2 separate regions of the Mus musculus genome follow, and region 1 is linked to region 2. Evidence: chromatin contacts called from ENCODE POLR2A ChIA-PET data. All regions are on one chromosome and are shown on one strand. The core of a region is the stretch at or near the end of the contact, and the rest is flanking DNA. Distances in the headings are between cores, read along the strand shown. Region 1 has its middle 130 kb from the start of Gm26685. Region 2 overlaps Atp1b1 (ATPase, Na+/K+ transporting, beta 1 polypeptide).

Region 1 (7,652 bases), core at 4,412-6,911, 190 kb before region 2:
ATTAAGGGAAAGTTGTTTTTTATTAATAGTTATGAAGAGTGGTGGCAGTTTGAGTCAATGTTTGCTTTGTAAGACTTTCTTTGAAAATATTTTTGTAATTAGATATATAGTTCCCATTCCTGCAGAAAACAAAACAAAACAAAAACAAAAACAAAAACAAAAGCAAAAACAAAAAAACTAGGCAGCTCAAAGTGATGAGTGAAAACTTCCTTGGGCTATGAGCAGTTGTGTGTGACATGGTCATGAAGGCAGTGCACAATAGAAGACATGTCACTGGGAAGACTTCAGAGCATGTCCACTCACCTGCCCTGCCATCACTTCAGTGGTTGATCAACAACATAGATCCAGGTCTGTCACAGCCTGCCATGTGGTTCCCAAGACTGTGTAATGAACAACAGAACATGTTTAATTTTCACCGTTCAGCTGCATAAAATAATTTTTAAAAATTCTATTTTGAAAGCATTGTGTGGATTAGGAAGTGTTTACTTATTCACTTAGAGAACTGGGTAACTTCAGAATTCTTAGCTGAAATGCCCAACAGTGGAGAGAGGAAACCTGAGGAGACAGACCATCTCCAGTAGTTACACAGGGCCCCGAGTGGAGGGATGGGTTACCAACCCACCATCAAAATTTCTGACCCAGAATTGTTCCTGTCTGAAATAAATGCAGGGACAGGACAGAAATAGAGAAGAAACTGAAGAAAAGGTGGTCCAATGATCTGCCCAATTTGGGACCCATCTCATGAGGGAGCACTAACTCCTGTTGCTATGATGTGCTTACAGACAATAGCCTAGCATGGCTGTCCTCTGAGAGGCCCTACCAGCAGTCAACTGAGACAGATGCAGGTATTTACACTAAACTATTAGAATGAAGTCAGGAACCCCCATGGAAGAGTTAGGGGAAGGATTGAAGAAGCTGAAAGGGATGGCAACCCCATAGGAAGACCAACAGTGTCAACTAACCCAGACCTCTGGGAGCTCCCAGAGACTAGGCCACCAAGCAAAGAGCATACACAGACTGGCGCATGGCACATATATATATATATATATATATATAGCAAAGGACTGCCTTGTCTGGAGTTAGTTGGAGACTTGAGGCCCCAGGGAAGGGGAATGCCTATGCAGGGGTCTGGGAAGGGGAGAGCACCCTCTCAGAGGCAAAGAGGAGGGGGAATTCGATGAAGAACTGTGGGAGGGAGGACCAGGAGGGAGCAACATCTGGAATGTAAATAAAATAATTAATTAAAAAAGAATTCTTATAATTTTTCTTCTTTGACAAAGCAAGTAGTGATCGAACACACTTAGGCCTCTAGTTGGTCAACAAACTGCTACAAACCAGGGGTGCTTAGATTTAGTCTTTGCAGAATAAAGCCATGAAGGTGGGCTGCTATGGTAGTTCTTGCCAAAAAGAGTTTGAACTAAAACTGAAACTCAAACAGATCTGACTTTTCCATTTGTCCCTCAGACATTAAACATTCCCATTTAACCAATTATCTCAACTGCTTCTCCATGGCAGAAAGTTAACCTTTATGTAGACTCTGTTTTAATAAATTATCATTCCAGAACCAGTATTAAAAGATGGCTTTGTAAGATATTTCATCTCCATTTTCTTTCCCAGATTAACATATTAATCATCGTTAACATTTATTTGAGTATTTATTATTTCTAAGGCATTTTTCTGTGTGCTTTTACATAGATCACCTTCTTTGTCCTTAAAATGTCTGTAGAGAGCAGAGGCTGATTTGTCTCCCCTGTCTAGGTAAAGAGCACAAACTTAAACACTTTAGCTTCTTGTCCAAGAACAGAGAGAGGCTGGAAGGAGCGAGCGGGCTTCCCACTCCTCATCTTACTCCTCCCTCCCACCTTAAGTGGGGTCAGTTGCCAATGCCCTTTGGGTCCCACAAGATTCTGAAACAGAAAGACAGGAAAAGTCTGACATGGTTTAGGCAAACAAAATCTAGTTGGGTAAATTTTCTGTTTGGTTGAACATAGGCTATAGCTTGAGGTGGTCATTTTAGAAATGTTCTTTAAAAAAAAATCTTAAAAAAAAAACCTTCAAAAAATTTTCCACCATTTACACAAATAGCTTATTTCAATTTGATTATGGTCTTCCTCCACCAAAAGGCAAAAAAGCAGTTATTCAGAAAGAAAATTATGAGGATCGTAGGGCCTGAGGACCTGCACGATTAGGAACAGTCCATCTCCAAATTCTGTCACAGCAAAGCAGTATCTCCCAACTGCCAAACTCAAACCCTGTGCAGGAGAGGCCCAGAGCCAGGCTGGAGGCACTGGCTGGAAATATCAACAACTTGAGAAGAGAAGGCTGCTTGCATTCATGAGACTATGTTTTGAAAGCTATCTGAAGCCTTTAGCTGGAGTGTACATGAGCTCAGGGAACTAGAAATTGAGCTCTCTTGTCAAAGAAAGGACATCTCAAGTTTCAAACCTGAGCCAGAATCACAAAGCCTGTGAGCTCTGGGTTTTTCTCTTCTCTTTCCTTTCCTTTTCCCTTCCCTCCCTCCTTACTTCCTTCTTTCCCTTCTTCTTTTTACATTTGGAGTGCTAGGAGTCGATCCCAGGCCTCATGTCTGCTCAGTATACACTCTATCACTGAGCCACACCCCATCTGAGCCTCCAAGTTTATGCTCATGAAATCCCGGTCCTGAGATGGCTGTGCTGTGAGAGTGAAATCATGAAAACACAAGAAATGGGCTAAGCACGTGGACCACTGGGCTCCACCGTTATATTTTAGTGCAGAGTTGGAACAATGGGGGGGGGGGTTCAGTAACAGAGATGAAATCCAAGCAACTAGATCACTGAGTTACATTAGAGATACACAGAACATATCACCGTCCCAGTTAGGTGAAACGTCATGTCTTGTCATTAAAAGGATCACAATGCACTTTTTGGACTTTAGAAAGAGAAATTTAAATTATTTACAATGATTATAAAGTCCAAATAAGTGTTTTTTTAAAATTCAAACTATGGGAACTGCAGGAAAACCCTGAAAGAATAGTAAAATTATTTAATTGAGTCACCACTGAAAATCAAAACATTTTATATGTACTAACAATTTCAAAATAAATTAAAGGTTTAAATGCCAGGAAGGTATATTTTATTGCAATTCCAAGATGTATTTTGCTATATGCTTGGAAAAGCCTAGAGCTTATACAACTCACATTACATGTTGCTGCTGGAGTATTGTTCTTTTAAGTAAAGCTATGATAAAACTTTCCACACAAATTACTATTGGTAATCCCTTATTTTACCTTTTGTGTGAATATAGACTTTTTAGAACTCATCTGATAACTCATTGACACCCTCCCACCTCTCACCAATGGTCACTCAGTAGCCCTCGAGATAGGTAGGGTTAACAGCCTGAACCAGGGTCCAGGTAGAATCTTTGTGAAAAGCTTCACTCCCAGAGTTGTCAGCCCCAGATCTGAGACTCAGGTTTTTCAGGCACTAGCTGGGCTAGCATGGACTAATGTGTCAGTCTTTATAAGATTCTGACTCTTATTCAAATGGGTATAATATGGGAATAATAGTTAGACCTAATGGTACATAGTTTAGATGAGCTGAGAATCTGGAATTACTGAGAAACTTCAAAACCTTCAGGATAATAAGAGATACATGTTAATTAAAGATATATGTCAATTGATTGTTTTATGTGTCTTTTCCATGTATTTGGTATCTGTGTGTGTGTTTGTGTGTGTGTGTGTCAGTGCACATGCAAAGGTCAGAGGACAACTTAAAGGACTTAGTTCTCTCCTTCAGGGCATCAATCTTGAATAATGCAGAAAGCAAGAGATCTGATTGGTTGGCTTCCTTTCAGGCCAATTAAATGCTACTATTATCATCTTAGAATGATAGAACTTAATCTCAAGCTACTACTGGCCACTAAAATGCTCACAAAATATTGATTTCTCAACTGTGATCTTCCATATGAAGAAGTCAGGCTTGACCAAGACCTCTGTGACACCATTGGAATGCAGAAGATGTTATCAAGAAATACTGGCAGGAACACCCCACAAAATATGAAGACAGCAGAGATTCAATGGAGTTGAAATAATGTGTAGTTGAGGACTGTGCTAGCACCGGAAGTTCTCTCTGGTTTTGCCTTCTTTACACCCTATTAGACTCTACAGGATGCTGGATGTGGAAGAAAAGATGGCAGAGGAACACTCCCATTCCCTCGATGGTTAGTTTGTTGGTTGTAGAAATAAGATTGCCTTGGCCTCTGAGCATGCCCTAGTTGCTTTCCTGTTGCTGTGATATAAACACAGGTTTGTGGTGAGGGGATTATCTGATTTAGCGGTTATAGTCCATCAGTGAAAAACCAAGACAGGAACTCAAGGCAGGAACTGAAATAGAGACCAGAGAGGATGGTGCTTACCGGCTTGGAAACTTCCTTTCTTATGCAACCCAGATATACCCACCCATGAGTAATATCACCCACATCGATTATTAGCCAATGAAATAGCTCCCACAAACATGTCCACAGACCAGTCTGATGGAGGCAATAGCTCAACTGATACCTCTAGTACCAATCTCTAGTGCATGGCAAATTGACAAAACTAACCAACACGGGCCTCTTGGATTATTTGTGTTTCTCTTCTGAACTTTGGAATCTCCTATCATCTGGTTCTAAATCAGAAACCTCCAGTAAAGACAAGGAGAGGAGAGAGAAGGCTGGGGCCTCGAAGGATAGAAGAGGGATGTGTAGGGAGGCTCCCTCTAGAAGGGTGCTCAGTGCATGGCAGGAGAGTGACTAGCCAGACCTCTGCTTATCTTTTTATGAATACAGCAGGATTTCATTCTTTACCTCTGTGTAAACAATATTCTAAGAACTAAAATAGCAAACATAAGTAAAACTTGGTGAGGTACCCTCTTGAGATAAACATGAGGCATAGGGAAACCACTAACACATGTATGCAAACACACTTTGTACTGCAGGATGTCCTGTAACAAATGTTAAAACTGAGCCATGAATACTGTCTAAATGGATTCCAGAGAACAGCATGCCAAAAGGGAAACAGAGGCTGTACGTATACAATAATATTTTTGTCTGAAGGAGGAAGCCAGAACTCACAAAACCAGTGGAGGGGAGAGCTAGGAAGAGGGCCAGGGCTGGGATGAGATGAGAAGCATCTGCTGAGGGCAGAGATGTGAGGAAGGGTGGCATTGCTGAGGAATAAAGGGGAAAGCGATCCTGTGAGAAGAGGGAATGCTGAGCAATGCTGCCGGCCAAATCACCAATTGAGAACATCCTTCCAAGGCTCTGGTTTTAGGGCAGACTTCTTCCAAGAACATTTGACCGGAAAACCTTTTGTTCGCCTATAACTCTTAGTAACAGTGGCATATGGATGAATAGGAAAGGAGAGAACACCCAACAATATGACTTTAATCAACTAAAATTGATCCTCTATTGTAAGCAAAGAGGTAATACACACAGCATTTCTTCTCTTAGTGGATCCTGGGCGTGAGTGTTAGAGTCTTCAGTGAATACAAGGCCTTCGGATTTTCTGAAACTGCACAGCAAATGTTTAAGAAAGACAGATAAAAAGTAAGGCTATTTGTCCCTTTCCATCCCCCAGCCCTGAGCTCAACCTTGCGGCTGAAAGCACCACTCACTTCTCGCCCACACAGATCACCGAATCCATGGTGTTGCCAGGGCTGTGATGTAATCTTGTTTTCCTTTTGCAGCATGCAGGGCAGCATAATCAACGATGAGTAACTTCATACTGAAGACTCATGTTTCAGATCTGCCTCTGAAGCACCCAGAATGAAAGCAGTTCACAGTCCCAAGCAGGGTCTCCAGTTACTGGGAATGAGAAAAACTCAAGAAAGAGAAAGGAGATATTGGAGGGTGGAGAGGTGAACAACCGGAAACCATTGGATTCCACAGTTCCTCCTCCTCCTCCTCCTCCTCCTCCTCCTCCTCCTCCTCCTCCTCCTCCTCCTCCTCCTCCTTCTCCTCCTCCTCCTCCTCTGGATCCCCCTGTTCCTACTTCTTCAGAATCACAATCTCCTATCTCATCAATTTGTCAAAGAAGTAGCTACAACAAAGGCACCAAATTTTCATGCAATTAGTTGGGATTTTTTTTATAGCTGTCTATTATGAAATATTTCCCAGTGACCAAAAAAAAAAGTCTAAAAAAATTATCTTCTCTTCCTGTAGCATAACAACATATAGATGGGAGAATATGACAATTCAATGTCTAACCCAAAACTAAGCACAATGCTGAGGCTCTATACCTCAGTGCTTCACAGGTATAGTCATGTACACATTTCCATGGCCCCACTGTTCGCTGGATATCAACCACATTAGGATGAAACTACTGAGCTAGAACAAAGCAAAACCTTCCCCAAGACTCCAAACAAGTAGATGACGGAGCCAAGTTTTAAATCCTGACACTCTCCCATGAGAAGCTTACCTCTCTAACACCATGTTATAAAGCTGCTCAGAAGAAAACCATCCCTGAGTCTCTACATATAAGACAGACTACATTTTACCAAAACTTTTTGAGGATAAATTATTCAAATGGATTATTGTATCTTCAAGAATAATTGACTGAAACCCACCCTAGTGTGGATGAAATGCCCAACACAGATGTAACATGTTTCTATGTGAATGGCTTGAATACTATGCATCAATGCCCCATCCCTGAATATCACAACTACTGGGTTATGGGTCTTGAACAACAGAAAAGGTCTTGTTACCCATGTTTGTTTCTGAATCAGCAAACTCCTCACCCAGCTCTGCATATTCCAGTCACCCTGTGGATCCGTGTACTTGGTGTAGTATGTCACAGCAACTGAGGATTTATCTGTTTCCATTTTTTCCTGCAAGATGGTAAATATCAACCAGTGCATAATGCCCATGGAATTATGTGACACTTCATGAAGGAAGATTCTAGAACAAATTCTATTACACAGCTCTGTTTCCAGAGGCCTCAACATGTCACATTGCCTTGCAAAGCTGGCAATGCAGAAACAAAGGCTTCCAGTGTCGTTCCCATTTCTAAGAAGACTGAATTAATGTTGCCAGGGAAACGAAATCTCAGCTTCCTATTAAATTTACTTTCGGCTTACCTGTTGTGCTTCTCAAAGCTAGGCTGAAACATAATAAAGAAGGGGATCTGGAGTTCTTTTATTAAAAGCTCTCAGAGCACATATTTCCCAGGTAAAGATAATCCAAAGAGAATAGATTTTGGTTAACTCTCATCTTAAAAGTGATCCGGCTTCACCCAGACTTAGTGTGTAGTGTGGAGATGGAGGGATTGCCATTGAACGATGCTCTATGGTGTACTTCTCAATGTAACAGTAGAAGTGCTGGACTCTGAAAGTTCTCGTCTCTATTTCCAGTGGCCACAGTTGAACTCAGGATTCTGTTAGTACTTGTAAGCCACATCCATGAGCCAGCGACAGAGGGAAGAAGGACAAAGACACGGAGGGAGTCAGAGTAGTATGGGGTGAGCAGAGACCATGGGGCAAAGGAAGAAAGTGAAGGCTGGAAACAGCCTGGCAGTGGTTAAAGATGAAGCACCAGAGGGACTGATACTGTAAAATGTAGAAGGCACATCATGTGGGGATGATCTGGAGAAAGGCCGTGGGTACCACTCGAATGAGGATGCATCTGTGCAAGTGTGG
Region 2 (7,031 bases), core at 158-2,657:
CCCGTGTCCTTTAAGCTTTGCCGTTTGCCTTTTGAAGAAGATTCCTTACATTAAAAAACTTACTGTTATCTGAGGTGTTCACGTGCCATGGTACACACACGTGCAGGTCAGAGGGCAACTTTATGGAGTCAGTTTCCCCTTTCTCCCTTTATGTGTGTCCCAGGGATCCAGTCACATCAGTAGGCTTGTACAGCGAGTGCTTTCCCTGCAGAGCAACCTCACCCACCCACCCCCCAAGATTCCTTGTTGTTTGTTTGGTGTGAGACAAAGTCTCACTGTGTAGCCCTGGCTGGCCTAGAACTTGTTCCAGGCCGGCCTGGAACGTACAGGGATCCATGAATGCTGGAATTAAAGGCCTCTGGCACCAGGCTGCCCAAGAAGGTGCTTATCGTCCGTCTTGACATTGTCATCTTGAGCACTCCTCTTCCCACCTCTACTCCTGCTTCCTCATCTTCATCTCCATCCCTTCTGCCATCCTTCTGCATGGCTGTTCACCGAGCTCCTGCAGTTGGGCCATGTAGCAACTATTGAAGCTCAAGGCAGTCCTTACTAGAAAAACTAACAGCTATGGCCTGTAACTTGTGTTGAAGGCTTGTTCTCTAGTGCCACACATGGCGCTGATAAATAATTAACCGAGTTGTCTGTGCATCCACTTGAATTATGCCATTGTCTGCACCGATGTCACCACTAGCAAATGCTGATCCTCCAGGGCAGTGCTTCTAAACCAAGGGTGCTTTGGGCTTAGAGGTTATGCCCAGGTAGGTCTGGAATGGATCCTGTGAGGCTACCTGTTGAACCAGCCTTTGAGGAGAATGGTGTGGGTACCCCCACCTGCCAGGAGGAGACGGAAGGAGGTCAGGTATAGCTCTTGACTAGCAGGCCCCTGACACAAAGTGAGGATGCCAGATGTCACAACAGAAAACACAGGATAGCTGGTTACCTAGAAGTCTGTTGCACAAGAGTGTGTATTCCTACTTAGAGTTGTCTCATGTTTATTTGGAACTGGAATGTAATTGGGTCTCTTTACCTGTCAGTTCTGGGATGGAATGCCATTGTAATCGCCTTTCCAACGCACTGCCCTGGATCTGGTGCTATTGTGTAGTGTAGACCAGGAACCCATGTAGAAAACACTACGAGGGCAGGGGCTTCTGGACGGGAGAGACACAGCAGAGACGGCAAACCCACATCATGTGTCTTGAATGTCACTCTGACAGAGCTGACATGCTCAGACATCTGTACTGGCAACTGCATATATATCTTGACATCCCCCACACCTCCTTAGAAGCTGAAAGAATCTATCCTAGGTTACACGAGCCAAAGGATTGTCTCTGTGGGGCAGTGTTGAGGTTAGAGAGACTGAGATTTTAACTAACTCATTGACATGGAACATGGGGCAGGTGTCGGCTCCACACTTCCGTGCTATTACTGACGGGAAACCACCTGTACAGCGGCTGCTAGCAACGCAGCTTTAAATGTGATTGCATCGGAGGGCACTAGAGAGCCACAGGCCTTGGAGGACTGCACAGCTGGGTTGGGATTCTGGTTCTACTGCTTTCTCTGGCCCCCTCGGACAGAACACTGTGCCTTTCACTGCAAGTGACATTCTCGTTCATAAAACAGGTTAATGCTACTGTGACGTGTTGCCAAGGAAACTGGATGACATTCGATATTACATCACTATCGATACAGTTCGATACCTAATCTAAATGCCATCGGATTGAATTCACCAGGGGAGTGGGGATTTAATCCATCCCGTGAGCCAAGTGGGAATGAGTGGCGAGGGAAGCGTGTTTGTGCGGGGAACGCCTGCGTTTGGCGCCTCCCGGTCGCCTTCCTACTAATAATGACCGCCTTTCTGACTCTTCCCTGGCGTAGGATTGACACAGATTCCCCAGATCCAGAAGACTGAGATCTCCTTCCGTCCTAATGACCCCAAGAGCTACGAGGCCTACGTGCTAAACATCATCAGGTTCCTGGAAAAGTACAAGGATTCAGCCCAGAAGGACGACATGATTTTCGAGGACTGTGGCAGTAAGTGACTGGCTCAGGGATGGATGGGTGCACGTGGTCCCACTATTGAGAAGGACGGGTTGTCGTTTGGCTCCGTTGCTTTAGTAGTTTAAAGGCAATGTCACGGAATTCTCGTTAGAATTTACACAAGGTTTTCACCTTACTTCACGACGATGAGAAAGGGACGCATGATAAGCAAGGAGAAATCATGAAGGAGAAATGAGTTAATGAAATAGCCATTATGACAAGAATAGCCATACATAATATCTTAGTCAGGGTTTCTATTCCTGCACAAAACATCATGACCGAGAAGCAAGTTGGGGAGGAAAGGGTTTATTCAGCTTACGTTTCCACATTGCTGTTCATCACCAAAGGAAGTCAGGACTGGAACTCAAGCAGGTCAGGGAGCAGGAGCTGATGCAGAAGCCATGGGGGGATGTTCTTACTGGCTTGCTTCCCCTGGCTTGCTCATCCTTCTCTCTTATAGAACCCAAGCCTACCAGCCCAGGGATGGCACCACGCACAAGGGGCCCTCCCCCCTTGATCACTAATTGAGAAAATGCCTTACAGTTGGATCTCATGGAGGCATTTTCCCAACTGAAGCTCCTTTCTCTGTGATAACTCCAGCCTGTGTCAAGTTGACACAAAACTAGCCAGTACACATAATATATATCAAATATACAACAGAGAATATGCATTGCTTTTCTACAGCCTGACTTAAAATTCTATGTTCATTTCACTTTTCTCTGGCTTTTTACGTGAAGTGTGAAGAACATTTCCCAGTTGAATCAGTGCTTGTCATGAGAGGAGAATGTACAGCTTCCAAAGACAAAACTGATGACTTCCGTCTTCTCTTTGACCATTTCCCCTCCGACTGGAGGCGTAGCTCCAGAAAATTCTGACCCAAACCTTCCAGCTCGAAAGTATTGACAACCTTTTAAATTCATGTCCTTGTTGTAATGTCCCTGTTTCTGAGCATCGCTGTGTGGGTCTGTGAAAGTGCTGCTGCTGCTGGTGCTGAAGTTATGGTCTGCTTTCCTTCAGCCCTAAGTAGCTAGGCGATCCATTAGAGCAGTGGCTCTAAACCTGAGGGTCTGGGCCCCTTGGGGTGGAACGTCTCTTTCCCCAGGAGTGGCCTAAGACCATTGGGAAACAGATATTTACATTATGATCCATAACAGCAAAATTACAGTTATAAAGTAGCAGTGAAAATAATGCTATGGTTGGGGGTCACCACAACATGAGGAACTATGTGATAGGGTCACAGCACATTAGGAAAGCTAAGAATCACTGCCTTAGAAGAAGAGAAAGACCAGCCAAGCCTCAGTCGCTGCTGTTCATGAAGCACAGCTGGTGAGCAGGTTGGCTTTGGGGTCACGCACCAGTGACTGCCTCTGCTAATACGTCTTTATCTTTTGAAGAGAGCAGACAGCTTGTGGGAAGTCCTTGTCTAGCGCAGGCCTCACGTAGCCCTGTCTCCAGTGGGAAATGATAAGGAACAAGAAGTTCTTTTCTTTCTTCACGGTGCAGAGCCGAACGGTTGGTGCACGCTATGAATGTGTTTGTGCTTTCAGATGTTCCCAGTGAACCCAAGGAACGGGGCGACATCAATCACGAACGAGGAGAGAGGAAGGTGTGCAGGTTCAAGCTTGACTGGCTGGGGAACTGCTCCGGTCTCAATGATGACTCTTACGGCTACAGAGAGGGGAAGCCCTGCATCATTATCAAGCTCAACCGAGTGTTGGGCTTCAAACCGAAGGCAAGCGCTATTTTACAGTCTCACATTTGGGGGCCTAGCTGATGTTTCAGAATATGCTCCCTGGGACTTGTGAAGTGCAGTCCGTTAGGACTGTAACACCAGGCTTAGCCTCAGACACTTTGAGCCAAGGCTAGCCTTATTATGCTCCCCATCCTCCTGACCCCGTCTCCCCAGTGATGTGACTGTGGTGTGCTCACTGCTTCGTGTCCAGATAAGAGAGTTCTTTGCCCACGTGAGGGTTTCCTGGTTGTGTGCTGCTTTTGGCTTGGGTCCTTAAAGGAGCAGCAAGGATATTTCAGAAATGCTGTCTGTTGATCAGAAAGAAGTTTTTTCCCCGAGTGATGATTTCATTACTAAACCTAGAACCTACCACGGTCTCTGCCCTTTGATAACCACACAGTTTCTAACAAGTGACCATTACTTGATCAGCAGGTTGTCACTGTTAACCATTTTGTAAGAAATTCTTTACAGAAAAGAACTGGTGTTGTCTCATCTTTTCTGAACGGTTATTTCTCAGACCATGAATGAAGCAATGCCATCCTTCCATAGGCGTGGCTTTGGTCTCCAGGGTCCCCTAAGGCTGACATGAACACTGCTCAGTTTCTCTTGCATGTCAGTTTGTTTCCGTGATATTTGCTACCCCAAAGGAAATCAAATCAAAACGTGGATTTTCTTTTTCTTTTTGTGAGCTACGGAATCTATGTAGGCAGCCCTGGCTGTCCTGGAACTCTTCAGACTAGGGTGGCCTTGAACTCACAGAGATCCACCTGCTTGAGTGCTGGGATTAAAGATGTGTGCCACCAACACCAGCAGGAATATTACCTTAAAGATGCATCAAAGCTCCTTTATGCAACCAGAGACAGGAACAAGTTGTCAGTGGCTGGCTGGCTGGCTGCTTGTCTTGAAGGATCTCTTGCGAATGTTAGTGTACCTTTCAACAGATATTTAATCTTCCCACAGAGACAAGCATGCAATGGGAAGTACTGTGGTTAGGACTACTACCCCACGCTTGTACTTGACTCACATGGCTAGGGTAATCTAGCAAAAGGAGGAACTGCTGTGGTTTATGAAGGAAGCCCGAAGCCAGTTTCTGCTCTCCCGGTCATTTGCTTTTAATACCGCTCATCACTTTCAGTGGCACCTGTGTCACAGAGCCACAGCCTGGCCCACTGTGTGAGTTCTGTCTTCTACATCTGAATGTCCTGTTCTGTGACGGACATTGACTCCTTCAATATTTTGGTCCCCAGTTAATACATTGCTGCTTCTTATTTGTCCCTCCTACCCAAATCCCCTGCTAGCTTGTCAGTGGGATCGGGTTGTTTTGTTGTTGTTGTTGGAGTGCTGTGACTCATCATTCCCATTGGTGTGCCTGGTTCCTGTCTTCGGAGGACAGATTCTGACCACCTCTTTGATCAATAAGTGTTTTCTATTCCAAGTTTTCAAGGTAGATGTATTGGTAGCAGAAAGCCCCCTAAAAGAGTCAAATCTACACTCCATATCTTAGGTCAAGGCTCAGATGCAGGGCTAACCTGAGTAAGCAAATGGCTGCTCTCCAGCAATCCATATTCATCAGCCTTTGGAGCTAGATGGGCCAGGGATGGAGGAGGAAGGCTGTGCATTTGGCTGTAACTGTTGTTTTCAGACTGCCCCCAGTCTTAGCGGAGGGTGAAAGCCTGTTTGAAGACAGCATTGTTGAGGAAAAGCCCGACATATTTACCCTTGCCTCAGTATACAAGTCCAGCTCTTGCACTAGAGGTGCACTGGACACTCCATGTGGTGACTGCCATCTTAGCAGGCACCCAGTTAGCTTCTCATTGTCCCTAGTCAGGTTTACAGTAGGCTGGCGCTGTGTTAGCTACAGTAGTAGGCTGTGCCACAGCTCGTTTGTAGTGCTCACTTCAAACAGATCTAAGTTGTCTCAGATTGACAAGGTGGATCACGCATTTGCCTTCCTGACGTGTCTTATTATTTCAGCAGCTTACTGTCAACATGTCCATTTCTTTGGACTACAGCTGAGTTTTAGTTTTCAGAAAAAAAAGTATCTTTTGCTGACCAGTGTGGGTTTTACTTTTAGCCTCCCAAGAATGAATCCTTGGAGACTTACCCACTGATGATGAAGTATAATCCAAATGTCCTGCCTGTTCAGTGCACTGGCAAGGTGAGAACGCTTTCGGGGCTACTGAGGGCGGGAGGGGAAGTGGGGCGGGGCAAGAGGAGTGGGTGAGACTCCTCACAGTTAAAGGGACAGTTTTAATGCAAGGAACTACTTTTGGGTGTTAGGCTCCCAAGATGAATCGTAACTATACAAGCTAAAAGGGACAGAACTGTAACTAATAAAACCAAGTTTGTTTACTGGCACAAGAAACACAGGTATCTAAATATCTGAATTTAATGTAATAGAATGTGGGTTTATGGACCCGCAGAGGTGAGCTAGCCCACGGCATGTGTTAAATTCTGAGGCCAACTTTCTTTTTTCACTCTTAATGAATGCTAAAAATGAGTGCTACAGTACCAAGCCAAGAGATGGATGTAAGAAATAAAGGACACATATGTAAGTCTTCGGAGAGAATGTCGCTGAACACTGTCCAAAAGCCAGGGGTTCCTCTCACTGTTGGCCTTCCTGCGAGGCTGAGCCAGCTTAGAGAATCACTTACTTGGTCTCTGCCTCAGTGTCTCCATTTGCAGAGCCCCCTTTCGTGAATGCTTCTTGGCTGCTTTCGGCCAGAACCGACCTTTATCCTGTGGTGTCACCAATCCACGCCACCCACTGCTTGATAGGCTTAGCTTCTGAGAGGTTTGAGGTAGGCACGCCACTGCAGCCTCTGATGGGGTTGAGAGTCTCGTTCGTTAGAGCAAGACGAGACCCATGATGCGTGTATGCCCTTAAAATTAAATTTCATGTCCTTTTGGTTTCCAGAGAGATGAAGATAAGGATAAAGTCGGGAACATAGAGTACTTTGGGATGGGCGGATACTACGGCTTCCCTCTGCAGTATTATCCCTACTACGGCAAACTCCTGCAGCCCAAGTACCTGCAGCCCCTGCTGGCCGTGCAGTTCACCAACCTCACCGTGGACACTGAAATCCGCGTCGAGTGTAAGGCGTATGGTGAGAACATTGGGTACAGTGAGAAAGACCGTTTTCAGGGACGCTTTGATGTAAAAATTGAAATTAAGAGCTGATCACAAGCACAAATCTTTCCCACTAGCCATTTAATAAGTTAAAAAAAGATACACAAACCTACTAGTCTTGAACAAACTGTC

The links. ChIA-PET counts read pairs that join two places held with the same protein, here RNA polymerase II (POLR2A).
Region 1: POLR2A ChIA-PET joins it to region 2 with 16 read pairs in Patski. The contact joins two enhancer-like sites. POLR2A ChIA-PET finds 5 or more read pairs at or near these places in 2 of 5 experiments (Patski and embryonic stem cell).

What each region holds. Positions count from the first base shown.
Region 1 is chr1:164,629,928-164,637,579 of GRCm38, reverse strand. No RefSeq gene overlaps it. Among named protein-coding and RNA genes, the nearest start is that of Gm26685, 130 kb to the right of the region's middle. Within about 2 kb of position 5,661, at least 1 of the 3 ENCODE cell types and tissues checked has a DNase peak (open chromatin) inside an H3K27ac peak, as active enhancers do.
Region 2 is chr1:164,438,195-164,445,225 of GRCm38, reverse strand. Atp1b1 (ATPase, Na+/K+ transporting, beta 1 polypeptide) reads left to right here. Exons shown (of 6, transcript NM_009721.6): 3 at 1,876-2,031; 4 at 3,585-3,769; 5 at 5,844-5,927; 6 at 6,687-7,031. The coding sequence ends at 6,950. Among named protein-coding and RNA genes, the nearest start is that of Atp1b1, 17 kb to the left of the region's middle. Within about 2 kb of position 1,407, at least 1 of the 3 ENCODE cell types and tissues checked has a DNase peak (open chromatin) inside an H3K27ac peak, as active enhancers do.